2 separate regions of the Homo sapiens genome follow, and region 1 is linked to region 2. The links are chromatin loops, found by intact Hi-C in ENCODE. Cell type or tissue: K562. All regions are shown on one strand. Each heading gives the region's core, and the rest is flanking DNA. Links, peaks and the distances in the headings are about the cores only.

What was found. Peaks named below come from ENCODE experiments on the same cell type or tissue, not always from the same donor. Only the 100,000 strongest peaks of a DNase experiment are listed, where the experiment ranks them.
Region 1: it touches region 2 in a loop (1.8-fold over the local background); 4 of 110 quality-filtered maps call a loop at or near these places.

The regions. Positions count from the first base shown.
Region 1 is chr1:89,532,800-89,544,883 of GRCh38, forward strand. All of the region lies in intron 1 of LRRC8B (leucine rich repeat containing 8 VRAC subunit B), which reads left to right. Among named protein-coding and RNA genes, the nearest start is that of LRRC8B, 14 kb to the left of the region's middle. In K562, for the core only: no CTCF peak of the experiment used is centred there; DNase peaks (open chromatin) are centred at 5,662, 7,912 and 9,011.
Region 2 is chr1:89,694,809-89,706,892 of GRCh38, forward strand. All of the region lies in intron 2 of LRRC8C (leucine rich repeat containing 8 VRAC subunit C), which reads left to right. Among named protein-coding and RNA genes, the nearest start is that of LRRC8C, 68 kb to the left of the region's middle. In K562, for the core only: no CTCF peak of the experiment used is centred there; DNase peaks (open chromatin) are centred at 7,133 and 8,943; H3K4me3 peaks cover 240 bases.

The sequences.
Region 1 (12,084 bases), core at 2,196-10,195, 160 kb before region 2:
AGAACAAATGAGGGCCTGGAGTTAGTGGATTGAAGATACTTTCCTCAGAATTTGCTGTTCACCTTTAGATTCTGTATTTTTGCCAACAGCAATACTATTTACCCAGTTATGTATCCCAAGTTTCTTGGAACTCACTCTGGGCTTCTCCTTGCTTTATTCTCCCTACAGTCCTCTTAAAGGATTGGTAACCAATTTGTCTAGAGTCTATAGCCTTCAGGTCCTTCTATCAGTGCCCTTCCTCTACAGCCCCTTTCCTGCCGTGAGTCTTCCAGGAACACTGCCAGTTATCTTCTAACTGATAATGATTTTGTAGTCTTGAGCATAGTCTATCTGCCAGCATCACCTACAAATTTATTGTCCACACTGCAGAAAGTAATCTTTCTAAAAGACAAATCTCATCCCATAATTGCCTGGGTTTAATAACCCTTTAATGGCTCCCTATGCCCCAGGATTAAGTCCAAACACCATGGTGTGGCATGTGAGAAAGTCTTCCTTTGTCTGGCTTCTGCAGCTCTTCAGCTTCATCTCTTGCCACTCTGTCATCTCTGTGTCCCCAGTGCATGTCCCATGGACACAGTGTGCAGTCATACCCCCATACACCAGCTGTCCTAAACTATTTGCAATACAGGGAGGAAGGTTCTAGATAGCCAGATGGCTTCATTCCGTAGCTTTGTTCCTTCCCTCTGTTTGGGATCCTCTTGACAAGCACAGAACCATCTTTCTAGGCTCCATTAAAGCATACCTTTTCTGAAAGACCCTTCCTGACACCTTCTGTCTGCCTCTCACCCCCACAGCTCCTCATTCCCTCTTCTGTGCTGCTTCTAAGCTATACCTATCATAGTACCTAGGCTAGAGAACAGCTTGGCCTCCTCCTGGATGCTTCTTCATGAAAAATAATATATTTTGTTCATTTCCTGGGATTCCTGGGCCAGACTTCGTACATGGCATACCGTGGGCATGCAGTGGATATCCAGGAGAGAATTAGGGAATACAATTAGCATAATTATTACCTAGTCTAGGGTTTCATTTCAATAACGTACTTTTGACTGGTATTTGCATAAAATTTTAAAGAATATCTCCTTGAAGGTTGGAAGTAACAAGGTACATTATACATGCTGTTGATAGGTATCAGTTGAATAGCTAAAGTACTTTGTCTATGAGCTAGTGTTTATTGAACATTTACTGTTTTCAGAGTTCCAGATTTAGCAACTTGTAGGGGATGCTTGAAATGGCTTTTGTACTTCAATGAAATAATCCTGACTTTGGCTTTCTATTAGAAGTCAAAATTTTACGTGGTTAACACAGGCTCTTCTTGGCTTTCAAGTAGTTTATAACAGTATCTCTGAATGTTTTTGAGTATCCTCTAAAACGATTTTGAAAAACGACTTGTTCTCATATATTTTTAAAGTTAATGTCTGAAATTTTTCATCATAATTTTGAATAGTTGCAGACAGTCACATTTCTATTATAACTATTGGGTTTTAAAAATCACTCTTTTAAATGTACCCAATGGAAGTTAAATTAAATACCAAAGTGATTTGATATCTCACATCATCCGTTTAAGAAACGTATAAATAAGCTCTTTTAGAAAAGTCAGGAATTTTACGTAGATCTTTTTTCTCATGGAACTCATTTTATTCCTCTTCTGTAAAACTTAATCCCAGTGTAACACTGTTATGATTGAAAGTTTTTCATTATCATGTCTTTTGTGACATACACACACACACACACACACACACACTCAGTATACTTGTTTTTTAAAAAGTGCTTGTGACAATAAGGCTCTAAATGTTGAAAAACATTTCTTTTGAATTGTTATTATGATTTTTCACTAGTACACGATTGACCAGAACAACACGTGTAATCAAAGCAAGTGTTTCTTTTTAAATGGAAGTGCTTAAGAAATCTTGCCATATAAATATATGGGAATGAAGTCAGTATAATTCCATTCTATCTTCTAAACCCCTGAGTTATATGCCCAAAGATATCTAGTGATTTATCACAGAAACGATTTTTCAATGTTCTGTTGCTTGACATTTGATTAGGTCTTCCTCCAGTGTTGATCTAAGCAAAGAAATAGAAACTTTACTCTGACTCCCAAAAGGATTTTTCTCAGGCCTGAAAGTCTTTCACTTTGTCAGTATCTGTAATCCTATGGGTATTTCAAAATGGCCTTCTGCTTGGGGCCTGGAGATTTTTACACCCCAAGGCAATGCACCATAAGTGGACTCCTGAGAAATAAGATGTTTGCCTTTCTTTTTTGCTGCAGTAAAAGGGTGAATTTGAAAAGGGGAAAAAGAATATGGCTGGAAAGAGCCAGCAGAAGGGCAGTATGTATTTTGAAGGAGGTCCTCTTAGGCAGGGTTAATTGAGTTAGAAGTAGATTCCACCACATTGTCAATTACTCCCAATAAGACTCCCAAAACCCCATACCCCAGCTTGAAGATCACTGGTTTGGATGCTAAAGAAAATTTTTCAGTCAAATTAGCTATCAACTGTTAGGTCCCTAATAGGCCCATTTAAAGATTCCCCCTTGGTGTACACAGGGATATCCGATAGGGAAAGAGCATGGTTAGAACATATCACTCTTTTGGACCCAGGCATGGTGGCTGGAGCCTGTAATCCCAGCTACTCAGGAGACTGAGGTGGAAGGATGCAGTGAGTTACGATAGCACCACTGCACTCCAGCGAAGGTGACAAGCAGCGAAGAGCAAGACCCTCTTTTATAAAAACAACAATAACAAAAAAGAACATCACCTTTATAAATATACCTAGTAGAAACTAATTTGATACCAAATTGATTTAATTACCGTCATCCATTTTAAGAATGTACAAACTCACCTAGAATAGTAAGAAATTGTACACAATTCTTTGATACCCATTATTAGACTAGATACAAAAAGAACATTAGTTAAAGATAACCAGCCGCTTGACTGACAGTCATCTGGGTGAGTGAGTGACTGGTTTCTAAGAACAAGTCTTAATCCCACTGGAAAAAAAAATGCTTAAGCATTTTATCAAGAAAGCTAATTTCTTGGAAGAGTTTGTGAATTCCAGCATGCAAGAAGGTTTGGTCCTAAGCTAGATTTGGGATTTTTTTTTTCTTTACAAATAAATGCAATTGAGAGGGAGAGGACAACAGTTTGGAGTTGGGCCTGGCCATCACCTTACTGAGTTCGGAGCCTTTCCTGGGGCCCTCTGGGTTTCTGGATGTTCTGTTCCTGTGTAAGAGGGTACTGTATAGCTGTCCGCTGCTCTCTTGCCTTCATATAGCAAAACAACTTGTAGCAAATCTCTGCAGAAACCCCCACCCAACACATCACTTACTATGATAGACATTTGCCCATCAATGCTAACATATTAAGTGTTTATATTCACATTTATTCTCCTGATGACCTGCAGTAGAGGGGACAAGCATTATCCCCATGATACAAACATGGAAACTGAGTTCCTCAGGGGATATGTGGCTTATGTAAGTGAACCACAAAGTTACCAGCAGATATGGCACTCGAATCCTGATAAAGCAGCTTTTTCTATAATTATTGCCTGGCTCCTTTTCACAGGTGTATTATTTTAGAAAAATCTCTAAGGATTGGGAAACTTGCCTTAAAGTGATAGTATGAAGATTGAGATAGATAATTTCATAAAATACCTAGTAGAGTGCATGGCTCTTAGCAGGCCCTAGAGTTTTCATTCAATACATTTTTTTGAGCAGCTAATATGTGTCAGGCACTGTTTACAGGCACAGGGAATAAATCCAACAGAGAAAACAGAAAAAACCCTTTTTGCATGAAGCATATATGCTAGAGGAGGGGAAATAAGCAAATGCAAGGTGTAATGTCATGCAATAAAGTGCTATGAAGAACAGTAAAACAGAGTGAAGGACTAGAGAATGGTTCTTGTTGGGGATTAGGTAGTATACAATCAGGGACAGCATTTCTGGGGTGGGCACTTTTGATACCGAGTATGATGCTCACCTGAGTCTGAGTTCAAACTTTGAGTTTATTTGAGTAAGCTGATTCGAGTCATGGTATTCCAAGTTGTGTGAAAGAAACCTCAGAGGGTACTTTTAATTTTTAACTTTTTTATATTATAGATATACTTGAAGGTCTTTCCCAGAATACACACATACTCATGTGTGTACAATTTCAACATGCCTTGAAATCATCCTTAGAATCCTCAAGCTCATACCCCTGTTCTATTTCAGTCATTCTTTTAACTGGTAAGATACTAAGATTGAGAAAGGCAAAGTAAAAATTTTCCACTGTGTCACAACTAATTAGTGACTGAATCAAGGACCTAAGATTATCACAAAGTCATTTATTGCTTTTTCTATTGAAATGTGTAAGTAACACCAGGTCTGGTAGGGGAGGCTTGAGGCTTGAGTTCAAGGCTGTGGCACTACGATCATGCTATAAATAGCCACTGCATTTCAGCCTGGGCAACATAGCAAGACCCTGTCGCTTAAGAACAAAATGTGCAAGTAGCTAGAGTGTTTCTCCTGATTATTTTGTGTATGCATTGCTATGGTCTGAGTGTCGGTGTTCCAGCAGAATTCAAGTGTTGAAACCTAATCCCAAGGTGACAGTGATGAGAGGTAGGACATTTGGAAGATGATTGGATTGTAAAAACAAAGCCCTCATGAATGGGATTGGTGTGTTTTTTGTTTTGTTTTGTTTTGTTTTAATTTTGAGACAGCGTTTTGCTCTGTTGCCCATGGTGGAGTGCAGTGGCATGATCTCGGCTCACTGTAACCTCTACCTCCTGGGTTCAAGCGATTCTCCTGCCTCAGCCTCCCTAGTAGCTGGGATTATAGGCACACACCACTACACCGGGCTAATTTTTGTATTTTTACTAGAGACAGGGTTTCACCATGTTGGCCAGCCTGGTCTCGAACTCCTGACCTTAAGTGATCCAGCCGCCTCAGCCTCCCAGAGTGCTGGGATTACAGGCATGAGCCACCACGCCTATCCAGGATTGGTGTTCTTATAAAGGAGGTTGGAGGGAGCTTGTTTGCCTCTCCCACCATGTGAGGATACAGCAATAGGGTACCATCTATAAGGAACTGGACCTCACTGGTCACCAAGTCTGCTGACATCTTGTGATCTCAGAATTCCTAACTTCTGGAACTGTGAGAAATAAATGTTTGTTGTTTATTAGCCACCCTAGTTCATGGTATTTTGTTATAGGAGCCTGAATGGATTAAGACATGCATCATTTTTATTTACACAGAGTAAAACCTCCCCAAGTATGTGGCTGGTAGGGCTCCTTGTCCTGTTTACTCTGAAAGAAACTTCACTCTGAAAGAGCATGGTTAGAACATACCACTCTTTTGGACCCAGGCATGGTGGCTGGAGCCTGTAATCCCAGCTACTCAGGAGACCAGTATCACAAGATAAAGAACATTTCAGGTATTCCAAATGTCCTAGAAAATTATGAGCAAGGAGAACTCTGGCTGGTGGCAGGAGAGAAAAAAAGCAAAATAAGAAACAGAGGTCTTGAAGTGGGAAGATTTCTCTTTCCTTATAGATGAAATTTTGGCATGGCAAAGAACAGTTAGGAACTGATAGTGCCTTTGAAGGTCTGAACCAGTAGACAGGAGAGAATGTTCCTCTTTCTTTCATAGAAGCAGTGACTCCCTTAGAGTGAAGTGACTGTCATCCCCCACCCCAACCCCAGTGATTTCCTTTGGGGACATTTTATACAGAGACTTGGAAGATAAACTTGTCACTTTTAGGGAAATACTCATTGTAGTAAGTTATCTTCCCAACCACACTTCCTTAACGGATGTGTCAACTTTTAGTACTACAAAGTAACTAAATATTTTAAGTAGCAGTCATCCACACTGCAGCATGAGTATGTCATTTCCAAAACTAGATGCTGTTTAAAGGTTTAAATTAGCATCTTCGAGGTTTTTTTTTGTTTGTTTGTTTGTTTTTTAGACAGAGCCTCACTTTGTTGCCCAAGCTGGAATGCAGTGACATGATCTCAGCTCACTGCAACCTCCACCTACCGGGTTCAAGCGATTCCCCTACCTCAGCCTCCCAAGTAGCTGGGACTACAGGCACCCACCACCACACCCGGCTAATTTACGTATTTTTTAATAGAGATGGGGTTTCGCCATGTTGGCCAGGCTGGTCTCAAACTCCTGACCTCAGGTGATCCACCCATCTTGGCCTCCCAAAGTGCTGGGATTACAGGTGTGAGCCACCGCACCCAGCCCCTTCAAGGTTTTTAATACATCTGGCTTTAAAATCTCAGAAGCCTAGCAAGACTACCTCCTAGAAACATTGATATTTATTGACATTTTAGGGTATTTTCTATTGTTGCTCTCTTAAAGGCAAAGAAAACCTATTTTTCTAGTTAGAATTACCCCTTAATGCATTGACAACTCTGAAAGAAGAAATTCTAGCCTTTTCTTTCCTAATCAGTGAAAGGCCCTTTCCCCCATATTGCCCTCTCCGCCCCCCATATTTGGGTATTTCTAGCCTACTTTTTCATCTGTATGCCCTGTTACTATGGTGACAGGCACCATAGAAATAGAGAACAAAGCAGATGTAATAAGCATCTCCTACATGGTTTACAATGCTAAAAAGAGATCTAGGATTTTCAGGCGTTGCTTTTTCTTCACTGATGATAGAACTGGACCAGCCCAACATTGTGGGGGTATAGGGACTGGGGTTATGGGCTGATTTGGACCCTACAATTCCCATCGTCTTTTACTTTATCAGTCCTTATTCTACCCAGGAGTCATGAAGGTGAAGAAAGACTAATGGGAGTCTGCATGGAAAGTGTAATATAGAAATTAGGGCCACAGAAACAACACATTGCAAAGGACAGATACTTCTGCTGAAGCATATTCCATTGGAGGGAATCAAGCCAGCTGTAATGTTCACCAGTCATTGATCCTTTTGCTTGATTTTGCATTGTTCAACTTAACCTTTCAATAGAAAGATTTATCAGCTAGGTTTCTCCCACTTCAAGGTACTTAGCCTATGTTAGATTTTTTTTAAATTAAATAAAAATAAATCTGGATTACTAATAACTTGCAATATTTGCTCCTGGCCATTGGGGCCATTGAACTTTTAAAAATAAGTAGTTGAACAGCTAATGCATGCTTATTTTGTGCTTGTTTTAGAATTATAATTAAATATTCAGCAGATATTGTGAAAGTTAGCTTTCCATAAGATCCAGGAGAAATTTTCCATAAATTGTTTTTAACCTTCTACATGCATGTCTATTATTTTATTTATTACATCTTCACGTATCATTTCTGGATATCTTTAATCAATTACCTAAGATTAAATAAAGTGTTCCAGCTACTCAATTCCATCACCTGGACAATTATTTTTAAGTTTATTATTTTTTAAGTTTTATGTTGCTTATATTTTTATGTTTAGGGACCTGTATAGTTTTAAAATAATACTATGTTTAGAATATAAGTTGTGATACATGAATCAAATATTTGGAGCTATAGAAGCTGAATGATCCATGTGTCCATTACATTGTAGTATGAGGGCCTGAAACTCCTTCTACCTCTAAATTCTTGTTTCTTTGCCTATGTGGCTCTTTTCTTTTTACTTGACGAGCAAAAGAAGTATACTTTGCCAATTTTGTTATCTGTTGTAATGGCCCTAACAGTGATGTGAAAATATGTCTGAATCAACCCCACGCTTTGAGTTTTAAAAAACCCACACAGTGTAACCTTCCCCAGTCATGTCAGCTTTTCCCCTTTGTGACACGAATGAAAGAACAAGAGCATTGGAGTGGGAGTTGGAACAGCCAGTGCTGACCGTGGCACAGCCTCTGCCAGGGGTGAGCTTGGAGATACATTTATATCTCTATACAAAGCATACAGCTTCCTCAGGAAGAGCCCAGGAGCCCCAAGGAAGGTTTTGAGAGATTATATCAGATTAGTTTTGGGAAGTAACACTGGCAACTGTGTGGAGGGTGTGCTGAAGATGAGAGAGATCATATTGCGAGACCAAGTAGGGCAGTGGGATGAAGTAGAGGAGACTAGTAGAAAAGTTAGTTTAGAAAAAAGTCATAGGATTAAATATTCTATTTCCTTTTATCAGAAGATCCTATGGTAATTACTTAAGTCAAACTGTGATTACTGACATTTTACTAGTTTTACTATAGCTTCTAACTTTTTCAGAGAAGGAGTGGATTAAGTTTTGAACCAGATGATTTGGGGTCAAATTGTCAAATTTCAGGTTACCAGTGAGTGTGCTTTATATTAGCACAACTTTTTAAATTATAGCTTCTAAACATTTATGTCTTCTGACTGGAAATGGGAAAAGATTTGGGGGAAGTACTATTTGTTCTATGGAAGAATAATGACACTTTGCACAGGAGAGGTTTGCTGAAACCAGGTAATCCCTCCAGGCAGCTTAGCTCATTGTCTTCCAGAAAGCTAAAAAATTATGGGCTCATTGGGTAAGGTTTCTTGGCCTAGAGAGAATAGAGGTTGTATTTGTGAGGAGCTTATTCTTTCATGGATTGCTGTTCTCTAAAACCTCCTGGGCAGAGAGAGTTCCCATCACTTTTGATGTTGTCATCACTGTGAACATAGAAAGTAGACCAGGTAGAGTTATTTCTATTTTTATCAATTAAAAAGCTGGCTTTCTGGCCGGGCGCGGTGGCTCACGCCTGTAATCCCAGCACTTTGGGAGGCCGAGGCGGGCGGATCACGAGGTCAGGAGATCGAGACCATCCCGGCTAAAACGGTGAAACCCCGTCTCTACTAAAAATACAAAACATTAGCCGGGCGTAGTGGCGGGCGCCTGTAGTCCCAGCTACTTGGGAGGCTGAGGCAGGAGAATGGCGTGAACCCGGGAGGCGGAGCTTGCAGTGAGCCGAGATCCCGCCACTGCACTCCAGCCTGGGCGACAGAGGGAGACTCCGTCTCAAAAAAAAAAAAAAAAAAAAAAAAAAAAAAAAAAAAAAAGCTGGCTGTCTGAGAGACTCCATAACTTGGCTAAAGTTAAGGCAGATGGTAGGCAGGATAAGAGTTCAGTCTCCTCCATCTTTTTGCTGACTTCTACTCTACCACATGCCTGAAGTAGCCACCTTCACACATTCTTCAGAACAGAAAGCATTGACTATACCAAGAATGAAATTTTCCTGATAATTTTAGTAACTGTTCTCTTGATATAATGTACAAATTATATTATTTAAATGACTAATTCACAGATTAAAATTTTTTAATGTAATATATGGCTTTTACCTTTAAAAGTTGTAAAATCCTGGGAGCATTTGAAACTTGAACACAAACCCAAGGCTACTCTCGTGTACCAAAAATATGGAACTAGACAGAGACCTCCTGGCCTTGAACATGTCTTGCTTTCATGACATCTTGGTTATTATTTATTTCTGCACCTACCTTTAGCTAAGGGACTAGAGAAGAGTGTCATCTGCTAGGGCAAGCTTTTGAGCTCTCTGGCTCAGTTCTCACAGTGGCTCAGTCTCCTATGAGTTTCAGAGTCTTCAAGGTGGTTCCTCTACCTGCCCCACAGCATCTGAAGCACTTACTGTGATTATAATAAAATAACTGAGGATTTGTTTAATCTTTGTCTCTGTCACCAGACTATAAATTCCATGAGGTAGAGATAGCACCTGTTTGAGGACATCATGGGTTTTGTTTATTTTGTTGCTTCTCCAGGGCCATTTACCACATAACAGCCACTAAATATTTACTGAATGACTGAGTGAATGAATGAATGAATGAATGAATCCATGTTTAGCCTGTTGTTCATTCCATGGAGCTAAGCTACTTTTTATTTTTCTCAGAGATCTCTTTGAAGAATATTCATATTGATGCTCGTTTTACTATTATGAATTTACTATTTGTGCATGTTTAGATAAGTCACATAACTGTCTCAGTTGCCAATCTGTAGTGGAGAAAATCTCATGGGGTTGTTGAGAGTTTTAAATAATTTATATAAGCACTTATAAAAATACTTAACATAAAGTTATCTCATCATGAGTATTGGCATCCATTATGGTTATAATATACAAGCATATTCAACTACTTCAACCTCACATCAGCTACTTGTTAGGGCCTATGTGTCCTCACACTAGACTTGTTTTGTCTTATGTACTGGGGGGACCTATTAAGGCAAGCTCCACCTGATTTATCTTTTGTAAGTTGTCAGTTCAGTTAACTAGACTTAAATTTACTTTTTCCTGGTAATTTTTAAAGTAGGGTCAAATTACTTAATGATGAAAAATTAGACTTGCATAGTTGTTGATCTAATAAAAGCACTATTGACAAAATAGAAAAAATTATAGCTGTCTCAGGACCAGATCACAAAAGCCCCTAAATTTTCGTTATAGCCTGAAACTTGTTCAATCTTCACATTTTCTGAAATTCAGCCTTATTCAGTAAATAGACAAGTAAAAGAAAACTATGGCCCTTCACATTTTTAATGTATATTTTGAGACATGTAGACTATAACCTTGAAAAGTCTTTTATGCTAATTGGTCATCATGGGTAACAATACTCAAAGTATTCAAAGTAACATAAGTCTAAGGTATAAATTCATATTTCATTTGTTAGGAGTCTAAAACTTCTTTGATTCTTTTTCTGTTGTGCATGAAGGTAACAAACGCCAGTGAGTGGTAGTTTTCTTATTATAAAACAATCTATTATACAAGAAAAAATTTATTCTAATATTATCTAAGTTTTGAAAAACTGATTTTTTTTTTTTTTAAGTTGGAGTCTTGCTCTGTCACCTGGGCTGGAGTGCAGTGGCACAATCTCAGCTCACTGCAACCTCTGCCTCCCGGGTTCAAGTGATTCTCCTGCCTCAGCCTCCTGAGTAGCTGGGAGTACAGGCACATGCCAGCAGCCCTGGCTAATTTTTTTTTTTTTAGTAGAGATGAGATTTTGCCACATTGGTCAGGCTGGTCTCAAACTCCTGACCTCAGATGATCCACCCACCTTGGCCTCCCAAAGTGCTGGGATTACAGACATGAGCCACCATCCCTGGCCATTTTTTTTTGAGTTGGGGTCTTGCTCTGTTGCCCAGGCTGGAGTCCAGTGGCACTGTCATGGCTCACTCCAGCCCCGATCTCCCAGGCTCAGGCTATCCTCCTGCCTCAGCTTCCTGAGTAGCTGGGACCACAGTTGCATGCCACCAAGCCTGGCTAATTTTTATTATTATTAATTATTTGTAGAGATGAAGTCTTGCTATGTTGCCCAGGCTGGTTTTGAACTCTTGGACTCAAGTGATTCTCCCTCCTTGGCCTCCCAAAGTGCTGAGATTACCATCATAAGCCACTGCGCCCAGATGATTTTTAAAATCTCTATAAATGTCTGTTTATGCAGAACAAGGTGTAAGAATACATAGTTATTTGGTGTGTGCAGTAGGGTTTCATGAGAAGGGAAGGGAAATGAAGGAAGCTATTGTTCAGTAGTTTACACTTTTGATTCTTATTGTTTTCCTCTCTAGTAACATCCCAGAGATGTTACACATGGTAAAGTCGTAGTAAAAAAAAATTATTTCTAAACAAAATGTTTCTTTCCCTAATGAGATTCTGGTTTGGGTGCTTTATTGTCAGTGTGCTGGGAATTTTGGAATGTTCTCTGTGTATTTCTATGATTTTGACCTAATAATCTCATTTGGATTTACCAGGCTCAGCAGCTGTTGTTTTTATCGACTATTGCTAAGTCATATTAATGTCCAAAGTTGAAAAATCCTTTTCCTATGTTGGCCTAGATTATTCAGAGTTTTACAAAATTTAAGCCTTTTCTCCAATGCCTGTAATTTTTATTTGCTTGTAAGAAACCTTATAATAATAATAATATCCCAGTGGGTACTTTAGATGGGCTAAGCCTATTTGCAGATCTCTCGCAGGATGGTAGTGAAGTTTGCAGGATGGTTTGTAGAACAGTGCTTTCTTGATAAATCCATCTATCCTCTTTTCTACTGGAGGAAGAAAAAACCTCAATTATATTGACTTTAAGTACTGTTTGATGTAACATGATAGATCTTTGCAGTTTGATATGAATGATTTTCCTTTGGAAAAGCAGAATGCAAAACTGAGAAGTCAAAGACATTGAGAATGTCCTAGGAGAGC
Region 2 (12,084 bases), core at 2,746-10,745:
AACTTCTGACCTCAAGTGATCCACCCGCCTCAGCCTCCCAAAGTGCTGGGAGCCCAGCCCATGCCCAGCTTTTTTGTTATAATAGCACTTCCTGTTTCTAATAAAAGTATAAAGACTTTTTTTTTTTTTTTTTGATACAGAGTCTCACTGTCGCCCAGGCTGGAGTGCAGTGGCTCAATCTTGGCTCACTGCAACCTCCACCTCCTGGGTTCAAGCAATTCACCTGCCTCAGCCTCCCGAGTAACTGGGACTACAGACGTGAGCCACCATGCCCAGCTAATTTTTGTATTTTTAGTAGAGATGGGGTTTCACCATGTTGGCCAGGCTGGTCTCAAACTCCTGACCTCAGGTGATCTGCCCCCCTCGGGCTCCCAAAGTGCTGGGATTACAGGCATGAACCACCGCGCCCGGCCCTATATAAAGGCTTTTGAACATACATAGTGACATTTTTCATCATGTAATGACAAGTTCAAAATGTTAAGTTTCCTAAGAAGTGTTTGAACTACTGGCAGTAATAGGGTCAGCTATCTTAAAATAGAATTGGCATCTCCCTACTCAAGTTATTTTAGTTCTTAAAAGCTGGTGAGATTCTTTGCACTGATATCCAAAGCTGGGGCTATGTGACCTTAAGTTCAATATGTTAACTTACTGTTTAGGATGTTGATGTTAAATGTTATAGGTGATAGATATTGGACTCAGAAAATGCTTAATGCAAGCTGAGACAGTGTTGTAGTGATATTCACTTGTAGAACACTTGTATGCATGATTATATCAGTTAGTAGTCACTTAATTTTATATTTTTAGAATTCTGCAAAAATCTTTTGTCTAATAAATAGGCCATCAACTATCTCATCATTTTACCTTGTAAGAAACCTTATATGCTCACTGGAAATAGAAAACCTGGATTTAAAAAAAATAATAATTTCAGCTAGATCAAGTTAATTTAAAGAGAAAAAACAAAATCTTTCCCCAAAACTTCAAACAGAAAGCATGGGCTCTCTCATATGCTCTTAGTATGAGTTTAGGTGAAACACATGGCTTTTCTGAGGCCCAGTTTTATAAAATGAGCAGGATAGGCATCACTTCCATTTTACAGTTTTATTGTGAAAAAAATGGTGATAAAATAGAAATGTATTGTTTTTAGTCTCTTTAGAAACTGTAGACCTCAAAATGTCTTCTCTGGGCAATTACTCTGATCCTCCCCAATTGAAAAACAAAACAAAAAACTGCCTTCTCTTCATTTGGGGCATCTTCATATAGTCATAAGTGTGATTAGTTGAGTCTTGACAAACAGAGATTGAGAGAGGTCTTGAATCCAGGACCAAATGCCCTAATTCTGATAGCTACCTACATCTGTCTCCCAGAAGACTTTGCAGGAGCTATACAGACATAGTGGACAAGATCAGGCAGAAGAACATTTAATTAAAGCTAAGGTTCTGGCCCTAAACCACATTATCAGTTTCCTGGTGAGCTAGGCCACACTTCAGATAAGTCTCAAGCACTTTCTTTGCCTAAGCTCTGAAAAATCTACGTACCTGCAAAAAAAGTGGGGGTGTGGTAGGGAGTTCTGAAAAAAACTCCTTAGCTTCTTTTTCTACACCTTAATCTCTGCTGTGCTCAGGTCAAAGAAAGGTAATCTGAGTAAAGAACAGACAGAGGGGAGAGGGGAAGGGGAAGGGGAAGAGAGAAGAGGGAGGAAGAGAGAGGGGAGAGAGATATTGATTTATTATTGATTCTTCCTAAAGGTCATCTGAACAATCCTCTTCAGGCCCTCCTAGGCTACCATCAACTTCCCAGAGAGAGGCAGCTTCAAACCTGTTGTGTCACATCAGTTTTAAGGAAAAAGGGAGACTTCCAAATGATGACTCCCTTTAGAAGCTCTAAAGAGAGAGTCAAAACAGACTGGTCCCAAGGAGAAACAACCCCTTGTGACACCAGAGTTCAGTCCTTTTCCTTAAAGGTCACCATCTCTATCAAGCCCTCTTTCACCTAGAAAGAAGTAAGGAGGAGCAAAGAAGAGTCTTTTCTCCCCAGAGATCAGCCATTATCTGGATGATTCAGAAAAATGGAAAAGTGCGTAGATGAAATTCTCCCTCTATAGGTAAAAGACCTGTTTGTCTGAAATGTGTGGAACCTGTCTTATCCAAATTAATATTTATGGAATCCAAATAATCTTAACTTCTAAAAATTATAATAATGATTGAAAAAAAAATCACTTGCCATCCAGCACACATAAATGACTAACAAGTGCCATGACTCTTGCTTTAACTGCAAGCCTTCTATGATGCCATAACAAATTATGGATATTATCTTTTAAGGATGACACTATCTATTCCTTCATGTAGATTGGACCACAACCTGGCAGTTGATATCATCTCACTTGGGGAGATATTTTTATTTGCTAAAAATAAATAGCAAATTATTTTCCAATTATTATAGTAAATTTCTAAAATAATCATTTAAAAATATCCTTTTAGAACAGTTTTATTTGCATGCTTCCCATATTTAGAATTCTGTATCTTTGTCCTGTTCATACATCGAAGATAATCTGGATGATTTATGTTTCTCTTTGAACTCTCCCAATTTCTTTTATTCTACTCCTGCTCACAGATTTATCAGTAAACTGCAGGGTTTCTAGAGCTAAGTCAGCTGAGTACAGAACTGAGGTTTCAGTCCCTGGGCATTGCTTCAAAAAGAGTTTTTCCTGTATTATTTTAAGAGCATAATTACAGATAAATATTTCAAATTCTTCAAACAACCGAAACAAATAGTCTGTTATAAATCAAAACATGTTCTGTGTTATGTATCCATTGAATTTTCTCACATGGTTGTTACTTTGAAATGGATGCTTTCCACATAGATCTTAAATTGCCATGGATCAAATAATTCACTGGTCTTTATGGCTTATGGAAAAATGCCATGAAGCAGAATGAGAAGAAGCTGCTTCAAATCTCACCCACCCCCTTCATTTCTGAAAAATTTTTTTTGTAATTCCTTGTTTGGCCTAGAGAAGCTTTCTTCAAAAGAAGAGGGGAAAAAAAACAATGTGGATACAACCAAGATAGAGGTAATAAAAGCATCCTTGATGGCTGGAAACCTTCAGTTTAATGAAGGGTTAAAAAAATGAACATTAATAGTATGTATTGTCATTCCCACCCTCAGAAAAGTTAGTATGTCAATATTTACAGTGATAGGAGAATCGTATTTACTAAGCAAAATTTCAAAATGTAGACATGATTCTAATGTGGATATGATGGTTTCTTTTTTACCTAGGAATAAACAGACCATGTGTCCCAAATCTGGTACTCTCTTTGTGTCTCTTAAATGAGTTAGCACTTAACTCTGGCTTTAGGAATCACTAGACTGATATCACTTGGCAGTTAGGAGAGTGTGCAAAACGAATTGTTTCATGTCAGAAGAAGGTAGCTAGAGGTCAAATATTTCCAGATGTTCTCTGGCATCTGAATATATGAATGCATATGCTTGCCTTAGCTGTGGTTTGTTCCTCCTTAGGGATATGGGGGACAGTGTTTGTTTTATTTATTCACTTCATATTTATTGCGTACCTACTTTGTGCCAGGCAATGAAAACTAAGCATGGTGTCTATCTTTAAAGAGCTTACTGGTCCTTATACTGTTATTTGTTCTGTATAATGATTTAAGATATGCTGTAGCTTTTTTAGTGCTTAATCTTTCTATCAGTGACATTTAATGTTCCTCAGGCATTTCTCACGGTGCATAACTCAAGGAGTTTCACTTGATACTAGCCTTTAATTATGTATTAATAAAACCTGTATAAAAGTACCATTATACTTTACCACTGAGAAAATCCATAAGTTCAGAAATCTAAGTTTTAATGCACTTATCTCTTCAATCCCTTGGATTTTTTTCCCCAAGCACTCCATGCCTCAAATGTGCCAAGGTATGATTTTTTTTTCCCTTTCTTATTGCTGTTGGAGAAATAGGCAACTAATAAAAACAGACCTTTTACTCTGCTCTTGTAAATACCTTAGACTTTGGCAGTTTGCCTTAGACTGGTTTTTCTCTCACTTTACTATATGGGTGTAAACTTCCTCCCTGTACAGTGTGTTATTTCCTGGCCATGATATAAATGTTAAGCATCATCATCATTAAAAATAAGGGAGATTCAGACAAGTCCCGAAGGTGGAAAAAAAAAGAAATTAAAAAAGAGAGAGAGAGAGATGATCCAAACAATGGAATGCTATATAGTGCTAAAAATAAAAAATAAAAAATAAACGGTCAAGCTATGAAAAGACATGGAGGAACATTAAATGTACATTGCTAAGTGAAAGAAGCTAATCTTAAAAGGATACATGCTGTATGATTCCAACTGTATTATATTCTGGAAAAGGCAAAACTACAGACAGTAAAATATCAGTTGTTGCTTAGAAAGGACAAAGGAGGGGAGGGATAAGTAGGTATAGCTCAGAAGACTTTTAGGGCAGTGAAATGACTCTGTAGGATATTACAGTGGATACATGTTGTTATACATTTGTCCAAATCTTTATCCAACACCAAGAGTGAACCCCAAGGTAACTGTAGACTTTGGATGACAGTGATGTGTCAATGTAGGTTCATCGATTGTAACAAATGTACCACTGTGGTTGAGCTTGGTGATAATGGGGAGGGCTATACATGGATGGAGGTAGGGAGCATTTGGGAAATCTCTGTACCTTCCTTTCAATTTTGCTGTGAACCTAAAGCTGCTCTAAGAAAATTTAAAAAGTCTTTTTAAAAAGTAGAAGAAAAGAAGAGAGCATGTGCACAGCAAACAGGAAATGATGCCACATACTTGCAGTTTTGCTTTTCCATTTCTGTTGGAGACAAGGACGGTGTTCGTCCTGATGATAGTGATGCAGCATGTGTGGTTCTCATAGATGTCTATTTCTGTGCTCCTGTGGCGATTGCCCCCAAATATGCTTATAGTCAACATAATGCACAGCAAGAGTTGTGAATAAGACATTTGCTAAGAATGAAAGCATTTAAATATTCACTCCTTCAGAGCCATCTACTCTGCCTTTTCAGTTCCTTTTCATTCTCATTCTCACCAACATTTTTTGTACTTAAAATATTTTCAATAGTTCAGCCTTGAAACACAGTCTACATTTTCAGAGTTAATTCTATCACTGATGAGGGGAATCAATCTCATGCGTTTGGACAACGAGTGCTTTCTTTGTCCTCTAGCATCTTGTATCTTGGGGAAAGTGCTTAGTCAAGTTTGTACATTAACTGATAACTTAGTGACATGAAAATTAATTCCTTTCCCTTCTATTTCTATCCCTTTGCCCAGGAGAAATGGGTCTACCTCAGAAAAGAAGAGTGACACTCCATCTTTTCAGTCTTTCTCCCTCTCTCTCCCCAAATGCATCCTTTTGCTCCTGCCTCTGGAACCACAGGCTCTAACCTAGTAGCTTCAAGTCCCAAGTGAAGTTCCTTCTACTCCGCCAAGCCTACCCTGCTTACTCCAAGCCTGAGCTCTTACTGTAGATATTGCCATATTTGTGCTCTCGTTTGATTTTTCATGTGGCTGTTTATGTCCCTCTAGCAAGATTGCAAGTGCTTTTAGAACAGCAAATACTGGCTATGCCTCTTTGGTTTTCCTATGACGCTTAGCATGTATTACGTTGGCACAAAACTAATTGTGTTTTTTGCCATTACTTTCAACGGCAAAAACCACAATTACTTTTATGCCAACCTAATAGTAGATAGTAGGTATTCAATATGTTTCTGTTGGTAAAGGATAGCCTGCTCTTATCTCTGAACAATCCCTGGAGAATAGATCTTTGGGATGTGATTTTGCTATATCCTTCTTAGGTCAACAGGGAAAACTTGGTTTGTTCCGTCAGACTGGGGGCAAGTCTAGATGATCAACTTCAGGGTAGAAATCTTTGGTACTACCTATATTTGAATCAATGAGGTGGAGGGAGGATGAAGCATAAACTTAACTGCCTTATATTGGCCACTTGCCTTTTTGTGGCTCCACTCTACCTGTTTGGATCAAATCTGTCATAACCAAGTTAAAGTACTGTCTTTTTAAAGAATAAGACACAATCTAAAGACTACATCTGGATCACAAGTTAACATATTGGAATGGTACCACCTATTTTATCATACACTGCAAATTTTCTTACTTCCTCTTCCTATAACAATATAATCATAGCTGTGTTTTAAAGTCCAAGCTGGTAGCTCATGCCTGTAATCCCAGCATTTTGGGGGTCCAAGGCAGGAGGATCACTTGAGCCCAGGAGTTCAAGACTAGCCTAGGCAATACAGTGAGAACCCATCTCTATAAAAAATAAAAATAGAAAACAGGTTCAAGCTGGAGAAATAATTTGGGGATTATAGTTCATAGAAAAAGAACAATGGGGCCAGGCGCGGTGGCTCATGCCTGTAATCCCAGCACTTTGGGAGGCCGAGGCAGGCGGATCACGAGGTCAGGAGATTGAGACCATCCTGGCTAACACGGTGAAACCCTGTCTCTACTAAAACTACAAAAAATTAGCCGGGCGTGGTGGTGGGCACCTGTAGTCCCAGCTACTTGGGAGACTGAGGCAGGAGAATGGCGTGAACCTGGGAGGCGGAACTTGCAGTGAGCCAAGATCGCACCACTGCACTCCACTCCAGCCTGGGTGGCAGAGTGAGACTCCATCTCAAAAAAAAAAAAAGAAAGAAAGAAAAAGAACAATGGACTTTATTGTCGAGGATATAGGAAAGTAAGTATTTTCATATGCTGTTGGTGGAACATGTGTAAAGAAATTCGGCCTTTCTGGTGGGGAGGGAATTTGACATATAAGTTTACCTTGTGTGGCACTACCCAAGCAACACAATTTTTCATAATAATTTGTCTCGACTAATTTTTGTATTATGATACACACATCTGCGAAAGATGGTAAAACAGGTGTTACAATTCAAAACAGTCCTGTGTTCAATGTGTATAGTCATGATAGATATAAAAAGATAACAAAAATGCATACACAGACCCCAAAGCAAGATGAGCGTTTCTGTGGAGCACAAATGGAACGCTGAATGGGTCTGAATCAATTGCTGGGCTCTTATCCAAAACTAAGCAGTAGCAGCCAGGAGCTCAGCTCCTGCTAGTAAAGGGAACCATAAATGCACCAAGCAAGATAAGAGACTGGAGCCTGGTCACTGTTTCAAGCCAAAAGTCCTCACTCCCAAAAAGAAGCTGAAAAAATATAGCGATTAACTGGATGCTGGAGCCAGTACTTCAGAGGAAAGTGTGCATCTGAGGTGCCTGCCGACCAGAAACTGAGTCAGCCTGTCCACTGTCTTGCAGACTGACTCTGTGAGGCCTGACATCACAGTGGAACATCCAAATACCATGATAAGACCTATTGGTGGACTCTGGGGGGCTGGGGGCTGGGTGCAGAAAACCACAAAAGTACACTCAAGAGAAGCAGTGGAAAACATACACCTACTCAGGATGCGTCTACCACCCAGAACACATGAAAAAAACTATGTTAAGAAAGACTATTAACAAAATTAACAGTTGGAACACAGATTCATGCAAGATGAAATTAAGTTTTAACCAGATGACAATGAATTTAAAATAAATATACAGAGAGTGGTTAAAAAGATCAAGACATAACATTTAAAAAGTAGGGGCCGGGTACCGTGGTGAACACCTGTAATCCCTGCACTTTGGGAGGCCGAGGCAGGCGGATCACTTGAGCCCAGGAGTTCAAAACCAGCCTGGGCAACATGGCAAGACCCTATCTCTAAAAAAATAAAAATTAAAAAATAAAAAATAAATTTTTTTTTCATTAGCCAGGCATGGTGGCACACACCTGTAGTCCCAGCTACATGGCAGGCTGAGGTGGGAGGATCACTTGATCCCAGGATTTTTGAAGCTACTGTGAGCCATGATCATGCTACTGCACTCCAGCCTGGGCAACACAGCAAGACCCTGTCTCAATCAATCAATCAATAAAGTAGGTAGATATGACTTAAGAGCTGATATAACAAATTTAGAAATCTTGGAAATAAAGTCAATGAATTATAAAATATCAACAGATAGAATAACTGGACTGTACTCAGTAGCATAAAGAAGTAATGAATTAAACAAGAGTTCTCAGTTTACCCAGAGCCCAGCACAGAGAAAGACAGGAATCAAAACACACGCTCATGAAAGACAGACTGAGAGACACTGACATACATCTCAGAGGAGTTGTAGAAGAAAATGGAAGAAAGGATGGAGCAATATTTGAAGAAATATTTGCTTTAATTTCCCAAAATTAAAGAAAGTCAAGTCCTTAGCTCCAGATATGGAGTAGGATTAATCCACATACATTCAAAATTAAAGTGAACCTGCAGAAAATCCTGAGACTAAAGGTAAAATCTTAAAAGCTACCTTAAAGATAGATTGCGCACTAAATAACACAAACTGACAGCAAGCTTCTCATCAGAAAAAATATAAGCCAGGGAAAATGGAATAATATTTTTAAATGCTGAGAGGAAATTACTATCAAAACAGAATTGTATAACTTACCAAATAGTTACTGAAGAATGAAAGCAATATAGGAATTGTCAGTCTTACAGGATATATGAGTTTCCTATCCACAGACTTTTATTAAGAGTTATTAAGGTGTATACTTCAACCAAAAGGAAAATGAACCCAGGGAGAAGTTATAGGATCTAAGAAAACTAGTGACTCATAATTTAATAAATATATAAACAAACACAATCAAGTACAGATTGTAAAAAAAAAAAAAAAAGTTTCAAAAGAAAGCAAAAACAAACTCTGGGAACAACAAATTGGTATAGTTCAGTGGGTAGTTACAACATATTCTTGGAAGTGGTGTGGAGATACTAAAAATTTTAACTGTACATTTTAAGAAATTATAGATAACATCTAGAAGAACAGAAATACAGTCGCTATCTTCCTAACCAGCTGAGAAGGGGTTGGGTGGGAAATAGGAGATAGAGAAAAAATGAGCAGTGCAGCAGAAGGCAGGAAGGAGAAGGGAAAAGTATAAATGAAAATGAAAAATCTAGAAATAAGTCCAAATATCCAAATATGAGTGAGCAAAATAATGGATTAAGTTCACTTATAAAAAGAAAAGGGTGATTAGTTTGGATTTTTAAAAATTCAAAAGGCAGAAACCTAAAAAAATTATAAGAGTAAAAATAGAGATTAAAAGATAATATAACACAAATACCCAAAAAAGCTGGTAGCGTAATGTTAATATTAGATAGCATTTAGCCCTCCCATCTTCAAGAATACACTCTTTATCTAAACAAGGTATATATTTGAGTTTTCTAATATGCACAGGTTCTTGTAACCACCACTACAAACAGGATACAGAAGAATCTCAACACCCCAAAGAATTCCTGGTGCTGACCTTTGCAATGAACCCGCCAACCTCAGCCTTTAACCTCTGATCTGTTCTATGTCCTCATCTCTCTGTCCTATTTTTCAGAATGCCATGTAAAATCAGATAGTATGTAACCTTTTGAGACTAACACACTTTTTAGTAGCAAAACTCCCTACATGCATGTCATCATGGGAATGTCTTCAGTAAATTATAGCACATCCACAATATGTAATTCCATGGCACTTAGAATGAAGTAGATCTCCAGGTGCCAATCTATTAACATCTCCAAGACATACCATGAAAGAGAAAAACTCAAGGTGCAGGAACAATACATATAGTAAGATCTTATTTGTTTATGTATTATATACATGTAAATGCACAGATACAGATCTGGAATGGTATACACCAAACTTATCAGGGCTCATGAAGGAATGGCAATGGGGATAGGAAAAGGGAAAGGGAGGACTCTACCTTCTGTGTTAAAAATAAATGTTTTGCACATGAAAAAATGCTCACCATCACTGGCCATCAGAGAAATGCAAATCAAAACCACAATGAGATACCATCTCACACCAGTTAGAATGGCGATCATTAAAAAGTCAGGAAACAACAGGTACTGGAGAGGATGTGGAGAAACAGGAACACTTTTATGCTATTGGTGGGACTGTAAACTAGTTCAACCATTGTGGAAGTCAGTGTGGCGATTCCTCAGGGATCTAGAACTAGAAATACCATTTGACCCAACCATCCCATTACTGGGTATATACCCAAAGGACTATAAATCATGCTGCTATAAAGACACATGCACACGTATGTTTATTGTGGCACTATTCACAATAGCAAAGACTTGGAACCAACCCAAATGTCCAACAATGATAGACTGGATTAAGAAAATGTGGCACATATACACCATGGAATACTATGCAGCCATGAAAAATGATGAGTTCATGTCCTTTATAGGGACATGGATGAAATTGGAAATCATCATTCTCAGTAAACTATCACAAGAACAAAAAACCAAACACCGCATATTCTCACTCATAGGTGGGAATTGAACAGTGAGAACACATGGACACAGGAAGGGGAACATCACACTCTGGGGACTGTTGTGGGGTGGGGGGAGGGGGGAGGGATAGCATTGAGAGATATACCTAATACTAGATGACGAGTTAGTGGGTGCAGCGCACCAGCATGGCACATGTATACATATGTAACTAACCTGCACATTGTGCACATGTACCCTAAAACTTAAAGTATAATAATAATAATAAAGAAATTTAGGGATTAACCAAAAATAAAATAAAATAAAATAAAATAAATAAATAAATGTTTTGGCCGGGTGCAGTGGCTCATGCCTGTAATCCCAGCACTTTGGGAGACTGAGGTGGGTGGATCGTTTTGAGCACAGGAGTTCGAGACCAGCCTGGGCAACATGGTAAAACCCCATCTCTACAAAAAAATACAAAAATTAGCCAGGCATGGTGGTGCAGGCCCGTGGTCCCAGCCACTCAGGAGGCTGAGGCTGGAAAATTCTTTAACCCGGGAGGTGGAGGTTGCAGTGAGCCAAGATCACGCCACTGCACCCCAGCCTGGCAACAGAGCAAGACCCTGTCTCAAAAATAAATAAATAAATGGTTTTTTTAAAAGACAGATTTATGGTAGCAAAAAAATAAAATACATAGACAGACATAACTTAATAATGCACAAAATCTATGTGAGAAAACTGTAAAACACTCTTGAAAGGCACAAAATTAGATGCAAACAAGTGAAAACACACACCATAAGGAGGAAGAATCAACATCATGTCAGTTCTTAACTTATAAAGTGATCCCAATAAAAATACTACTAGGGTTGTTTTTCCTGTATCTACGTAATCTGATGATAAAGTTTATCGTGAAAGACAAGCACAAATTTGAGCACTTATCACACTAATTACTGATTTATATGTCTCATTCCTGTGCTTGACTTTGAAGGGCTTTTTGTTCTTGTTGGTATCCCAAATATAACAACTGACATATAGTAGATACTACTGCAGAATGACTTTTCCTGAGGCACACTCAGAATTCAGCATTTATGTTCTACATGTCTGGCATGTAATAGATAAGCTGCCTTCGTTTATATGTTCTTTGTTATTTCAGGCAGTTTCTCTGAAGCTAAGTGGTTTTATTTTGTTTTAACCTCAGCCCTTTGGTGTCTCATTCATGCAAATGTGGTACCTTTTCAACTAGTTATCACAGGTGGGTTCTGCTTTTTCACTTCCATACTTTTCTGGCAACTGCCTAAATAAGTGTCATCCTGATGTGTCTTAATGATTCTAACAAAGGACTAAGACTTAAATAACATACATCATACAAAAATGTAGCCATAAATATTATGACTTAAAATAGTGAAAATTTCTATTAAAAGGCCCGAATTTCACGTTGACCATTCAAGGTATTTCAGTATGCAATAGAGCATGCACATACTCCACTTACAGTGCATCTCTAAATCTGATTGTTACCATTTAAAACATTTGATTTCTCTTCCTAGATTCGAACAGCATTTTCAGGCAGGTTTGGATGGGTTGTTTCTTTTTTAAGGAAGCTTGAATTTTGGCCTATGCTTCCCTTGAAACCCTTCCCCTCCCCCATAGAAAGCAAAAGCAAGAAATTCAGCTTATTTCATTGACCTTAGAATTGAGGAAGGATCTTCAAGATCCTCTTTTATCTTTTCAAAAATAGCTGTTGTGT